Regions from separate parts of the Homo sapiens genome. Here regions 1 and 2 are each linked to region 3. The links are chromatin contacts, found by Hi-C or POLR2A ChIA-PET in ENCODE. All regions are on one chromosome and are shown on one strand. The core of a region is the stretch at or near the end of the contact, and the rest is flanking DNA. Distances in the headings are between cores, read along the strand shown.

Region 1 (4,396 bases), core at 898-3,397, 38 kb before region 3:
CATTGGGAATAGAAAGACAAGCATCTTCCCTGGTGCTGATGTGAGTTTATCACTAGGGAATTGCAACAGCTTTATGAAGCAGTTGTACCTGTTGTCTGATTATTTGGAGACAATGTAGTTGAGCATAAACTGTGGAAATGGGGGATGGGGAAGGGGCCATGGTAATCTGCAGGCCCAGTTCAGGTATTTGGCTACTGGGGTGGAGAGTAGGAGCCCTGTGTATTTGCTGGAGGACTCAGTCAGCCCTGAAGGAAAAGAATGAAAAAGAAATATGTGGGACTGAAGGGAAGTTGGGGAAGCGGTCGAGAACTTGGATGCCTAGATTCTGCCTGGGTGCTCTGGCCGACTGTTGGTGTGGAAGGATGCTTCCAGATAATACAAAGGATAATGCTGCCCAAATAGCCCCTGAGCTAACTCTGGGGCTGTTGTCCCCTGTTCCCTAGAAAGAGGGCTATCAGGAACTAGAAAAGACAACGCCCTCCATTCAGGATGCTAATGAAAGAATCCTTAGGAAGAAAGCTCACTCTCAGAGCAGCATATACAGTCTCAGACAGCAGAGCAGGAGTGGCTCCATTCACAACTGCAAGAAATCTTCCAAGTAAGCGTCCAAAAAGAATGTGCAAGACATACTGCCCTTAGGCCCAGGCAAGAGGGGACCATGCTTTGGAGGACTCCACATGTCACAAACACAAAAAAGACATAATGTTAAAGAACACATGGACAGCTTTGTCCCTCAGCTCTTGCAACTGAGACCCTGACCCTAAACATCAGATCTCCTGACCTTCTCTGTTCAGGCTTCAGGGAAATGTTCCCCACATCTCTTGCCTCACATCCAAATGCCATCAGAGATGTGGATCTTGCTGCTGTGGACTTCAGAGATGGACACTGCTGCAGAGGTTTTATGGGTTTGAGTGGCTAAAACACAAGAGAAGACAACTTGCCCAACCTTTCCTCAGGTACCATGAATGGAATAGACTATTGCATTAAAGATTGCTTTGCAGTAGTGTTCAGAGGCAATTTTCTTGCTTTTTCTAAATATTCCAATTCATGGTTCAAAGAATAGCACATATTTTATAATTTGTTAGCTTGATTCAAAACATTTGAATAACTGTTGATACTTTTCTCTCAAACCCCACAAATGTTAGGGTGGGCCTGCCTGTGAGTCACCCAGGAACCTGTCACAGGACATGGGAAAGAACAGGGTGTGACTGAGATTCTGTTTCCTGGGGATTCATTACCTTTGCATCTATTATCCAATGCTTCTGTGTCCTCTCCCACAGGGTGTGTCTCAAAAAGGCCAGGATTACCAAACAGTGAAACCAAAATTCTCATATTTGGCAAACATTCTCTAATATTGATGTGGATGCCACCAATTAGGCTCATTCAACAGATCAACTCGGAAAGCACATTTGATAGCTGACTTGTTTGAGTAAAGGGAAGATTTTCTCTACCCCTTCTCCCACCCTAATCAATATACACTTCCCTATACCAGGTCTTTTCTATAGAGCTTCTGTGTCCTCCCTTCTGGGGAATGATGGAGAGGGAATCTCCATGTTTTCTCCCTAACTACTTGCTGTTGCTCCTCAAGGGAGGAAGGGCTGAACCAGTTGGCCAGAGCTTAACACTGACTAAGCCCCACTCTTATCTATGGTGGATTACATGTCTCATAATAGGAGGAACAGGCTCCAGCCTATCTAGTTCAAATTCTTCTTGTCCACCCCTGTGCTTCATTTATCCATATAGGAGCAAAACCAGCAAGGTCCTCTCACAAGGGGAGGCCAACCATTCTCTTCCCTGCCCTGTTCAGCCTTGACCTGGGGAGTGAGATGGACTTTGCCTCCACGCAGGTGGCTGGGTTAGTTGGAATCTGTGCTGCAGGCTTAGGCATGTGCCCAAAGACACACTGGACTTTGTGAGTCCTAAAGCAGAGATTTAGGGTCAAAGATGGGAGATCATAGGTCCAAGTCATACTCCCCAGCACAATTTGCCAGAATCCCTGTTTTTTGAAGGTACATTAGACAAAGTGGGCTAAGTAGCTGTGATGGAAGACCCACTAACTCAGAGAATGCAGAAGGTTGCCTCTGTCATATTTTGGTCTTAGATGACTCGCTCAGGGTTGGCAGACAGCTCTGAGCCACATAGTCCTTTGAGAGCTGGTACAGACAGTGTCTCTTGCTATCTTCAACATGCATCTCCCAGGGCTGCTCTATTCCAGCTATCCAGAAAGGGAAAGAGGACAGTCCAGGGCCAGAGATGACTCTTAAGTAAATAGGATGAAAGTTGCCCAAATCAATTCCTCCCAAACTCCAAAGGAGCCTGGGAAATAGAAGCACTGATTCTGGCAGACAGCTAGCATTCTCCACCACAGAGGAGTTACTGAGCCTTTGCAGGATTTAAGTTTAGTCCTTATTCTACAAGAACACATTAAGTGCTTATTTGTTTGTTTGTTTGTTCATGGTCTGGGTAGTTGACTGGCAATAGTTACAAAAACTTCTCAGCCAAAATCACCTGTTACATACAAATTGGTGCAGAACTCACAATCATTAGCTTGCTTCAATTATTTAAGCAGATTCAAAAATTCATTTTGGGATAAAAATAAAGTTATTTTAATAGGACTCATGAAGCCTATCTTGGGGTAGAAGAGGGATGACCCACCACCTGTAAGTTTCCTAAATTAATACATCTTTGTCAGTTTTATTGCCCTTCCTAAAGCTTATCAGTGCCCCTTGAATCAACACTAAGTTTATGACCCCTCCCTGATTAAGCTGTGATACCTTTTAGTTAAGAGACACAGCCTGAAGGATATATTAGTTTCATTCATTTAGGTTCTCCAAACAATAATCCTAACTTTCTATATTTCTAACTTCTCAGCTAAGATAATTGAAAAGCAATATACCTAGGGCATATTGTCTTAGTTCTCCCAACCCCCTCTGCCAAAATAATGGGTGAGTTTTTTTTTTAAGTTAGGTACTTGACATTTGGAAGATTAATTTTTTAAAAATCTATTTAACATCATTTGTTTTCAAAGCTTATCCACTACGATCAAGTAGGCTTTATCCTTGGGAGGCAAGGTTGGTTCAACATATGCAAATCAACAAATGTGATTCATCACACAAACAGAACTAAAGACAAAAACCACACGATTATCTCAATAGATGCAGAAAGGTTTTTAATAAAACATCCCTTCATATTAAAAACTCTCAATAAACTAGGTATTGAAGGAACATATCTCAAAATAATAAGAGCCATATATAACAAACACACAGCCAACATCACATTCAATGGGCAAAAGGCAGAAGCATTCCCCTTGAAAACTGGCACAAGACAAGAATGCCCTCTATCACCACTCCTATTCAACATAGTATTGGAAGTTCTGGCCAGAGCAATCAAGCAAAAGAAATAAATAAAAAGGCATTCAAATATGAAGACAGGAAGTCAAACTATCCCTGTTTGCAGATGACATGATCCTAGATCTAGAAAACCCCATCGTCTCAGCCCAAAAGCTTCTTAAGCTCATAAGCAACTTCAGCAAAGTCTCAGGATACAAAATCGATGTGCAAAAACTGCTAGCATTCCCATATACCAACAACAGTCAAGCCAAGAGCCAAATCACAAACAAACTTTCATTCATGATTGCCATAAAAGGAATAAAATACCTAGGAATACAGCTAACAAGGGAATTGAAAGATCTCCACAAGGAGAATTACAAACCACTGCTCAAAGAAATTACAGATGACACAAATAAATGGAAAAACCTTCCATACTCATGGATAGGAAGAATCAATATCATTAAAAGGGCCATACTGCCCAAAGCAATTTATAGATTCAATGCTATTTCTTTTAAACTACCATTGACATTCTTCACAGAACCATTTTTAAAGACTGTTCTAAACTGTAGAAAAAACTGTTTTAAAATTCATATGGAACAAAAAAAGAGCCTGAATAGCCAAGGTAATTCTAAGCAAAAAGAACAAAGCTAGAAGCATCACACTACCCACTTCAAACTACTACAGGGCTACAGTAACCAAAACAGCATGGTACTGGTAGAAGAACAGACACATAGACCAACAGAATGGAATACAGAACCCAGAAATATGACCACACAACTACAACTATCTGATTTTCAATAAACTTGACTCAAAAAAAACCAATAAGGAAAGGATTCTCCATTCAATAAATGCTGCTGGGATAACAGGCTAGCCATATGCAGAAAATTGAAACTGGACCCCTTCCTTACATCATATACAAAAATTAACTCAAGATAGATTAAAGACTTAAATATAAAACCTAAAACTATAAGAACACTGGAAGACAACCTAGGCAATACCATTCAGGACACAGGCATGAGCAAAGATTTCATGATGAAGGTGCCAAAAGCAATTTCAACAAAAGCAAA
Region 2 (4,570 bases), core at 1,716-4,215, 55 kb before region 3:
TATGGAGTATTTTAATAAAATCGAGAGGGTTATTAGGACGTGGAGAAAGACTCAAAAGAGAGGTTGGTCTGAAAGGAGTTTGAGAGTGCTAAAGATGGCAGCACTTGTGGGGTCAAAAACACACAACCCAGGAGATTGCCATTTGTCTCAGTCTCACCCAAATGTTTAGTCTTATTCATAAATTTCACAAAGATATTATATTGAACTTCACAAAGTAAAACTTTTTTTTATAGCACATAGATATTCTCTCTGAAGTCCCCATGAGTAGTGTTATTTATCTCTAAAGAAGTCTCTCACAACAAAATAGCAACAGAGAGCACGGTGCAGCCTTGTTTCCAGAATGCTGGGGCTCACTCCACACCAGCATTATTAAGTAGACTTAGCAAGACTTTGAAGTAGCCACTGCACAAAGAAAACAAGAACATCTGGTTTCCCATCCCGAGGTGAATCAGAGGCTAAGCATGCATAGGAAGTAATAATCGCTTCTAACATTTGCATTTGTTCAGGATATTACAGCTCACAGAAATGTTCGCCAGAGCGTTCTTTTGTTTAATCCTCAGGACGATCCCTGAATGTGAAAATTTTCATCCCCATTTACAGGTAAGGAAATGAAGGTTCTAAAGTTTGGGTTAAAAGGCTCACCCTAGATAAAACTGCTCTTGGAGATGGAGTCAGAGCAAAAACTCAGGTCTTCTGAGTTGTCTCTGGGTAGAGGGTTTATTCCCTAAGTCCATGCTGGAGGGAGTCTCAGGTCTCATCAAGAGCAGAGTAGGTCAGCACAGTCATTCACCCAATTCTTGAAGGCCACGGTTTTGTTTCTCTTTAGGTACAAGAGTGGTAAGCAGCAACCTAAAACAGGAACGGGCTCCATTCAGGTATGTGCATGAGCTACCTTGCTGGTACCAGGATGCACTGCACATTGCTCCTGGACCCTCCTGGGATGGTGGTCACATACCACTAGCACCTTAAGAGGCCTTTCTGCAAACTAGAAGGCAGACCAGTTCCGCAAAGATGCTCCTTCCCATAGCTGACCCAGTCCTGAGCCAGGTGCAGCTCAGCAAGCCAAGCAGGCTAGATCCAGCCCCTGCTCAAGCCCTTCATCCCAGACAAGCCACCATCTCCAGGCACAGCCAATACAAGCGTCAAGTGCCCACTCAGTTCAAAGACCTCTCCTCTCCAAGAAGGGATGTTTCTTAAAAGAAAGAAAAGCTTACTGAGAAGAACTGAATCCATACAATAAACACTACACAGTTTACCAAGAAGGTCACAGCCACCATCTAATCTCAGCATGGTTTGGGTGGTGATGACAGCCCTTCTGAGCTTGAGAACTGCGGCTGGTTGCAGTTCAGGCCATCTCCTTCCCGCCTGGTTCTCCCTCTTGGCTAAGCTCCTTTCTGTATCCCATTCAAGCCATTTTCCCCATTAATTTAGGTGCTACCATGTTTAACAGGAACATCCTTGAATCAGAGGGCACATATAGCTAGCAGAGGGGTGGAATTATTATTGGTGAGTGGGTGGGTAGCTGTCCCCTTCCGCATGTTTCTGTCACACTCTGACAGGGGATCCTGCTGGGATAGAGTGCCTCTTCCAGGCCCAGACCTTTCCAGGAGGGCATCTGACATCACAGCATGCTGGAGCTCTTCCTGCTCCTCCTCTAAATGTTCTCGGGAGCCCACATCATCACTTAGGTCAGGGGGCAAAGTCCAGCTGAGCTCATTAATCATATTAGAGTCACCTTTCCTGCTCAGGGATCAGGAGCAGCAAGAGCTCACAATCTTCTTTCGAGTAGTTTTTTCATAGATTTGAAGGAAGAATGGATCCAAGAGCAAAACAACAGCTTCAATTAAGCCTGGGAGACTAGAAAAGAAGGTCTACTGAGAGTGCAGCTGGGAAAAGCAGGAGAGTTAGCTGGGGTCCTAGCTGATCTCAGCCACACCTCTGTCATGTGTCACGACTGAGCAGCACTGAGAACAAGACCTCAAGGCAGGCAGGTAGAAATGGACCCTCAGACTAAACGTTCAATAGACACTAAATATATTCAATTTACAAAGCGCCCTGCTAACATTTATATGGTGTGCCATGTCTTTCCAGTCCCACTCTGATGGCTACCACCGTGGTCCACAGGAGAATTGTTGAGCAAGTGGAATTTGCCTTCAGTAACTTCCTAGCACCTCTTCTACACACTTCCCTTTAAACTCTATTTTCTCCCATATTCAGATTTAGGTTTTAATTATCTTGTTACTGGATGTGGGGTTTAGTTACCACTTTTGTGACAATATCATATGGTGGCTTTAGATCCCTAATTATTAACTTTTGATAAATAATGAGGTATCTAGAGAACGCTGAAATTTGACAGTATTTTCAGGAGTATATCCCACTCCAGGTTAGACTGTACCTTTGTAGTATTTACTCCCATCAATTCAGCCAAAATTATGTAGGTAAAATATAGCCAAGGTATGTTTATTGATGATATAAGAGTTATTAAAACAATTAATAACAGGTTTATGGTTTTTGAAATGATTATACATAAAACAGCCTTTGATCCTGTGTCAATTCTCTTCAAAATATATTAATAAATATTCTTAGCCAATAGACCTTTGCTCCAAGAGTAGGTTTACACTACCGAAAGCCACTGATGCCACAAAATTACCTAATTTTTACCATCAGCAAGGAAAGGGCTTTTAATTTCCCACAATAGAAATACTAAGAAAAAACTCATTCAATGAATGTTTTGGTTTGGGGACAATTTCACAGGGTGAAGATGGGAGGGCCTTGCCCCAGCATTGACCGTGTGGATTAACCTCCTGTAACTCATACAGTTCACAGACTCCTCTCCTGCACAGACACCCGCAGCACAGCCACTTGCATTTGAAACCCACCAGGTTCCAGGAAAGGCTTGTGACCGACAGGTCAGTGCGCTAAAGCTGTGAGCCAACAACAGGGACTTCCACTTCTGCTTTCCGAGATCAAGCTGTCTCGGGAAAATGCTGACGCGTCTCCACTTCTCTTCCTGTCTCTGTCTTCCTGTTGATCTGTGTGTGCTTTTATAGCTTTATCACTTAACACTTGTTCCACTTCATCCCAAAAGAATAAAGGAGATGAGTAACGAATTCAGACAACCTGCTAGTCCCAATTCAGTTGAACCCCTCTTAAGGCAGCCAAGAGTAAAAATCTCAGATTTTAAAAGATGATGGGCACATTATGAAGTGATTATTCACACTACAAAACAGTTTTTAGAACCCAGAATGATAAAGCTGAAAAGGGATCTTAGAAATCTTTCATTACACTCACCCTCTTTTATAGATGAGACTACTAAGCCCACAGAGGGAAAATGACTCGGCCAATGACCCTCTCATTCTTAACTCATTCTTTGCAGAAAGGGAAGTTTTGCAACCGGAACTCTAAATTTTTAGAGAGATTAAAGTATGATTATTGCCCAGGTGCAGGGGCTCACTCCTGTAATCCCAGCACTTCGGGAGGCCGAGGCAGGCAGATGGCTTAAGCTCAGGAGTTCAAGACCAGCCTGGGCAACATGGCAAAACCTTGTTTCTACATAAAATATAAAAATTATCCGGGCATGGTGGCACACACCTGTAGTCACAGCTACTTGGGAGGCTGAGGTGGGAGGCTCACTTGAGCCCCAGAGGCAGAGGTTGCAGTGCATCAAGATCATACCAGTACACTCCAGCCGGGGCAACAGAGCAAGACCCTGTCTAAAAAAAAAAAAGTATGATTTTATTTAAAACTATTTAAATTAGACACACATTCCTAGGAAAACACTATTACATGTACTGAGGGACAATGGCTTGTGAAATGGAGTATGAATGCATGTGGTACCACATTTATATATGTGGTTCCATACTCTAGAATAACGAAAAACATTCCACATTCACATTTGTTTTAGTATTTCCTATTAACAACTTGTGTTTGGAATAAATACATGTTATTAACAGAATCATCCAGATAGGCAATTAATGAATGTCCTGAGGGTATATAATGACACAAATATATTTGAAAGCCTTGAGAGGAGACAAATTACTAACAAGGTCAGGGCCACTTCATTTGCCCTTGATAGCCTTGTGTGAACACACCCTCAGCCACCTTCTGAACACTCTCCAGGTTCAACTTCTACAACCTGCCTCTGTGATTTATCAGGTAGCAGCTGTGTGAGCAACTAGCCGTGTGCACGTGGGCACACACACGCACCCATACACGATGCTCCTAGGAACAAAACCTGGCACAGAATCTTAACTGAATTCAATAGAAAAAAATGATTTTTTTTTTTTAACTTGGTGCAGGCATCCTTCTGAGGGCCACACTGTCACTCTGGGCTTTTGTCCTGGCTGGCTCCTGATTTTTCAATGCATGCTGAAAACACCACTCCTGCACACATACACCCGGAGGCAGCTTTGGCTTGCTGCCACCTGCCCTCACTGTATTAAGAAATGTGGATCCATTGCTATTATGGAGCCTGAAGCAGAGCCAAGAAGAAATCTCAAAGGACCCACTCCCTAGACATATGTGAATAGAATAAAAATGAGACACAAATGATAGCACGAAGCCTCCAGCA
Region 3 (4,213 bases), core at 835-3,334:
GTTATGGTTTGAACGTGTCCCATAAAGTTCATGTGTTGGAAACTTAATCCCCTACCCAACAGCATTGAGGAGTGAGATCTTTAAGAGATGACTTTAAGAGACAGGCCCCCTTCCTCACCCTCTCTCCTTCTCACACTGTCTTGCTCTTCTGCCTTCTGCTATAGGATAACACAAAACACAGGCTCTTGCCCGGTGCAGGCCCCTGACCCTGTACTTCCCAGCCTCCAGAACTGAAAGAAACCTGTTCTTTATAAAATACCCAGTCTCAGGTATTCTGTTATAGCAGCACAAAATGAACAGGGACAACATTCAAGGGATTGAAATTGATTAAGATGTGGCACTTGGAGAGAAGGGTAACGATTAGAACTTGGACAGACTCCTGATAGAAGTGCCTTTCTTTCCACCAAGACACAGCTGTGCTTTTCTCGAGGTTCTTGCACATTACATCTTTCAGCCTGGACCCCATGTGATACATGAGAGGCATACATCATAGTGGGCATGGGAAGCAGAACTTTTCTCTTACCTCCATGATGGACCCTGGTGCTTCCTTCCCCTGCTCTTCTGCAGGAGAATAGTGGGAAAGGCAGTGATGCTCTGCTTTGAAGGGAAAAGGGATTTTGATTATAATGTGTACCAGTGACTGGGCACAAACACTGAAAGACAGATTCTTGGCTGCTTAATTATGAAGTGTTGTAAAGTACTAGATTTGGGAAGACTTGTTTTTTTCTCAAGCACAATGGGATGAAAGCCTAAACCTGGCGTTGCTTGTTTAGCCCTCTCTAGTTGCAGAGCCACCACTAAGAAGATGCCTTGGAAACAGTGAAGATAAGAAAACCATGTCCCCTTTAGCACAAAAGAGGATCGGTGCCCCCTTTTCCAAATACCACTTTTGGTCAAGCCAGGGTCCTCTGGGTCGCGCCACGTTCCTTCCCTGGCCTGGGCATTGTGCTGATTAGAATCTTGCTCTCTTTCTACCACCTGATTATTTGAAATGATAACAGCCTGTATATTTGCAACTTCAAGGCTAGGATATAGTTTCCTAGTGATTAAAAAATAAATAAGATTTACTCCACTCACCCACCCCTGGCCATAATAAAGCTACAGCTATGAATCAGACCCACCAATATTTGAATCTCAACCCCTTGACTTACTAGTTAGGTAGTTTGGGCCATTTTTTGTTTGTTTGTTTGTTTGTTTGTTTTTTCAAGACGGAGTCTCACTCTGTCACCCAGGCTGGAGTGCAGTGGCGTGATCTCGGCTCACTGCAAGCTCCACCTCCCAGGTTCACGCCATTCTCCTGCCTCAGCCTCACGGGTAGCTGGGACTACAGGCGCCCGCCACCACGCCCGGCTAATTTTTTGTATTTTTAGTAGAGACGGGGTTTCACTGTGTTAGCCAGGAAGGTCTCGATCTCCTGACCTCGTGATCCGCCCGCCTCGGCCTCCCAAAGTGCTGGGATTATAGGCGTGAGCCACCGCGCCCGGCCGGTAGGTTTGGGCCATTTTAACCTTCCAGGGCCTTGGTCTTCTCACTGTTTTTGTTTTGTTTTGTTTTAAACGGAATCATTTTGCCTACCTTCATGGGTGAGGATCAAGTTAAGTCAATGCAGGTAAACTATTAGGCAACTAGTCAACTCTCAACATTTGGTGGTTATCAGAGTTCACTATGTGGATGAAGACAATACAGCTAGGAGCCCTCCTAGACAAACCCTGGAGAGGAAGAGCTGCTGCAAAGTGTGCAGGAAGCAGGGGGCACCAATGCAGATTTTGCACCCCCTTTCCTCAGGAACTCCCAGGAACAGCCAGGTCACTCCCCAAGCTGCTTCCAGCACCCCCTCGTGTATGCTGATCACTCCTCCAGTGGAAGTGAAAATATTTAATACTTGGAGAACTTTGCAAAGGTCAACTGTGGCTAATAATCCATCCCCCAAGAACCTCATACCACAAGAACACAGACACACGTGCACACATGCATGCACAGACACTCATCTGGCTTAAGAGCATCAAGAGTCAAGGAGGTAGAGCAATTCCAGAACATTATTTTCTCTAGATGTCAACTTCCACAGAGCAGGGCCAGAGAGATTCTGGGACCTGTCCCCAGGGGAATTATTTCTAATACCCTTGATAAAATGTACAAAGCTAGGGTAGGAAGTAGCAAGGTGACAGCAGTGGTTAGGTGGAAAGTTTCTCTAAGAGAAAGAACTAATGAATTCGTTCAATTGAAGCTTTTTAAATATATTTATTCCTGTCACCTTTCAAGTCAGCAGCTTTTTCCAGGTGACATGGCAAAAGGGCCTGGCAAGTGCACAGGGTTAAGCCAAGGACTATCAATACTGCTCCCTAAAATATTTTCACCTCTGGTTTTGGGGATCTGCTTCTTCTCGGGGTCTCTCCTGCTGCTTTCCTGGTAATAGCACCTAAGAGACCCATGAAACAAATCCCCAGTTCAATACAAATTTATAGCTGAGTAAATATGAGCATAGGCTTTAGGAATCCACAGAATTGGAGCTTTGCTTAATACCAGCCGGGAAAATGTGGTTGTCAGTTAACCTCTCAGAGCCTCTTCGAGGCTTGGTTCGCTCATCTATTAAATGAGTCTGAATAAGCCCTACTCCTCCAGGTTGTTGCTAGCATCAGACGAGAAATGTATGCAAAGCCCCAGTGCCATGGCTGACACACAGGAAACATTCAACAAGTGGTAGTGCATTTTCACTAAGTAAAAGGAGTAATGATTTCTTTAGTGGTTTCTTTTAACACAGGGGTTTCTATCCATCCCAAATAGAGGATAGATATTCTAATAAAACAATCATTTATGTGATTTGTGATTACACCGTACAACTCAAGTTCCTGTGGAATGTTTAGCGTAATCAATCCGAAGCTCTCAGCAAGCTCCCTGGGCCTGATTTTCAAATCCAATGTTACTGTAGCAAAGAACTAAAGGAGGGGAAGAAAAGCACCACTGTATTAAATACACCCTCCTCCCCTTTTTCCTAAAGGCTGTTTGTCCCCTTCTCTTGATAAATCTTCAGTTCCCAGAGAGCAGAGACTCTTGGGAAACAGGAAGTAGCAAAATGCCAGTGAGAAAATCCCCAGATGAAGAGCAGCAACAAGTCTCCGGGCAACAGTGTGGTCAAAAGGGGGAAATTCCCCCATCAGCGCTCAAAAACAGTCCCTCAGGAAAGCTTAGTGAAGGTTAATTTGGGAAATTCCCTCAGAGGCCATAGAACAGAAACGGAAAACTGCTGTTTAAGAGAAATCTGAACGGAGCAAGCCAGTTCGTGGCTGCCTGGGGTGCTCTCTGCGTGAACCGCGCTGCTGCTCCAGCCTGACTTCCCCCTTTTCATCCTGATCCTGAGGGCAACCCCGAAGGGGTCCAGTTGCCAGAGCCACTTGACACCCACCCTGCCCAGGCTCCCAACCCAGGAGAATTAATGCCGCAACACCCAGCCTCTTGAAACGAGCTGCTGCTAAAGCAGATTTGCCTCCCCGTTAGGACCTCCTGTGACCCACCCTCATTCCTGTCCCCATGGTAGACTAGCAAGCCACAGTCATCATACTGTGAGTGTCCCTCACAGTCACTTGCTATAACAAGTCCATCAGGTTTTACTGGGTTTTAATCTAAATGTGACCTTAGGATGACATTTCTTAGTGCTGCTAAGCTCCAAGAGGCAGGGAGGAATCCTCCCCACAAAGAAGAAGAAAAAAAAAATCACATAAACATTGTCCCATGAAAGGCTTAGAATGGAATATCCTCTGATCAGCTGAAGCAGAGAAAGCATATAAACACTGCTGGAAAGGGGGCTGGGTCAGGGGCAAGTACTGGCTCTACAGAGCCCTGATCTCCAGATGCAAGCGAGGCCCAGTTCCCTGCTGCAACCAGCTCTCCGTGAATCATTTCCATTCCCATAAAACTTCTATTTGCTGTTTTGTTTTGTTTTTTTATGTGTGACTTAAAATGACCATTTCAAGAAGATGACAAAAAGGAGATTTCAGTAGAAGAGAGAGGAAAGTAGACTCCATCATGACAGCCTAAATTTGTTTTACTGTACACTTACGCAAAATAGGTATCAAATTTTGGAAAAGAGATTTTAAAGGAGAAAGTACTCTGGGTTTAAAATTCTATTAAAAAATATGCTCTACTAGAGCGTGTGTGCCTTTTTTATGTAATCAGGACCCACTGCTGTATGAGTCACAATTATAGATTCTACTTTCAA

What was found. A loop is a pair of places that touch in the nucleus more often than their neighbours do. ChIA-PET counts read pairs that join two places held with the same protein, here RNA polymerase II (POLR2A). Pooled maps may share reads with other maps.
Region 1: a loop to region 3 is called in a map of left lung, with 7 times the contacts of the local background. The contact joins the enhancer-like site here to the promoter of LINC00309 in region 3. A Hi-C loop is called at or near these places in 1 of 168 maps with a recorded cell type or tissue (left lung) and 1 of 50 pooled maps. POLR2A ChIA-PET finds 5 or more read pairs at or near these places in 9 of 52 experiments (H1, MCF 10A, OCI-LY7 and 5 more).
Region 2: a loop to region 3 is called in a map of IMR-90, with 2.0 times the contacts of the local background. The contact joins the enhancer-like site here to the promoter of LINC00309 in region 3. A Hi-C loop is called at or near these places in 10 of 168 maps with a recorded cell type or tissue (B cell, CD14-positive monocyte, CD8-positive, alpha-beta T cell and 7 more), 15 of 37 single-sample maps with no recorded cell type and 15 of 50 pooled maps. POLR2A ChIA-PET finds 5 or more read pairs at or near these places in 9 of 52 experiments (B cell, GM12878, H1 and 6 more).

The regions. Positions count from the first base shown.
Region 1 is chr2:64,241,087-64,245,482 of GRCh38, reverse strand. The region is part of intron 2 of LOC100507006 (a long non-coding RNA gene); the gene reads right to left. Among named protein-coding and RNA genes, the nearest start is that of LINC00309, 38 kb to the right of the region's middle. Within about 2 kb of position 2,147, at least 2 of the 41 ENCODE cell types and tissues checked have a DNase peak (open chromatin) inside an H3K27ac peak, as active enhancers do.
Region 2 is chr2:64,259,371-64,263,940 of GRCh38, reverse strand. No RefSeq gene overlaps it. Among named protein-coding and RNA genes, the nearest start is that of LINC00309, 56 kb to the right of the region's middle. RefSeq lists an enhancer at 3,068-3,247. Within about 2 kb of position 2,965, at least 18 of the 41 ENCODE cell types and tissues checked have a DNase peak (open chromatin) inside an H3K27ac peak, as active enhancers do; they include B cell, CD14-positive monocyte, GM12878 and 1 more, where a contact is called at or near this core.
Region 3 is chr2:64,203,356-64,207,568 of GRCh38, reverse strand. LINC00309 (long intergenic non-protein coding RNA 309) reads left to right here and starts at 2,084. Exons shown (of 6, transcript NR_033837.1): 1 at 2,084-4,213. RefSeq lists an enhancer at 2,990-3,319.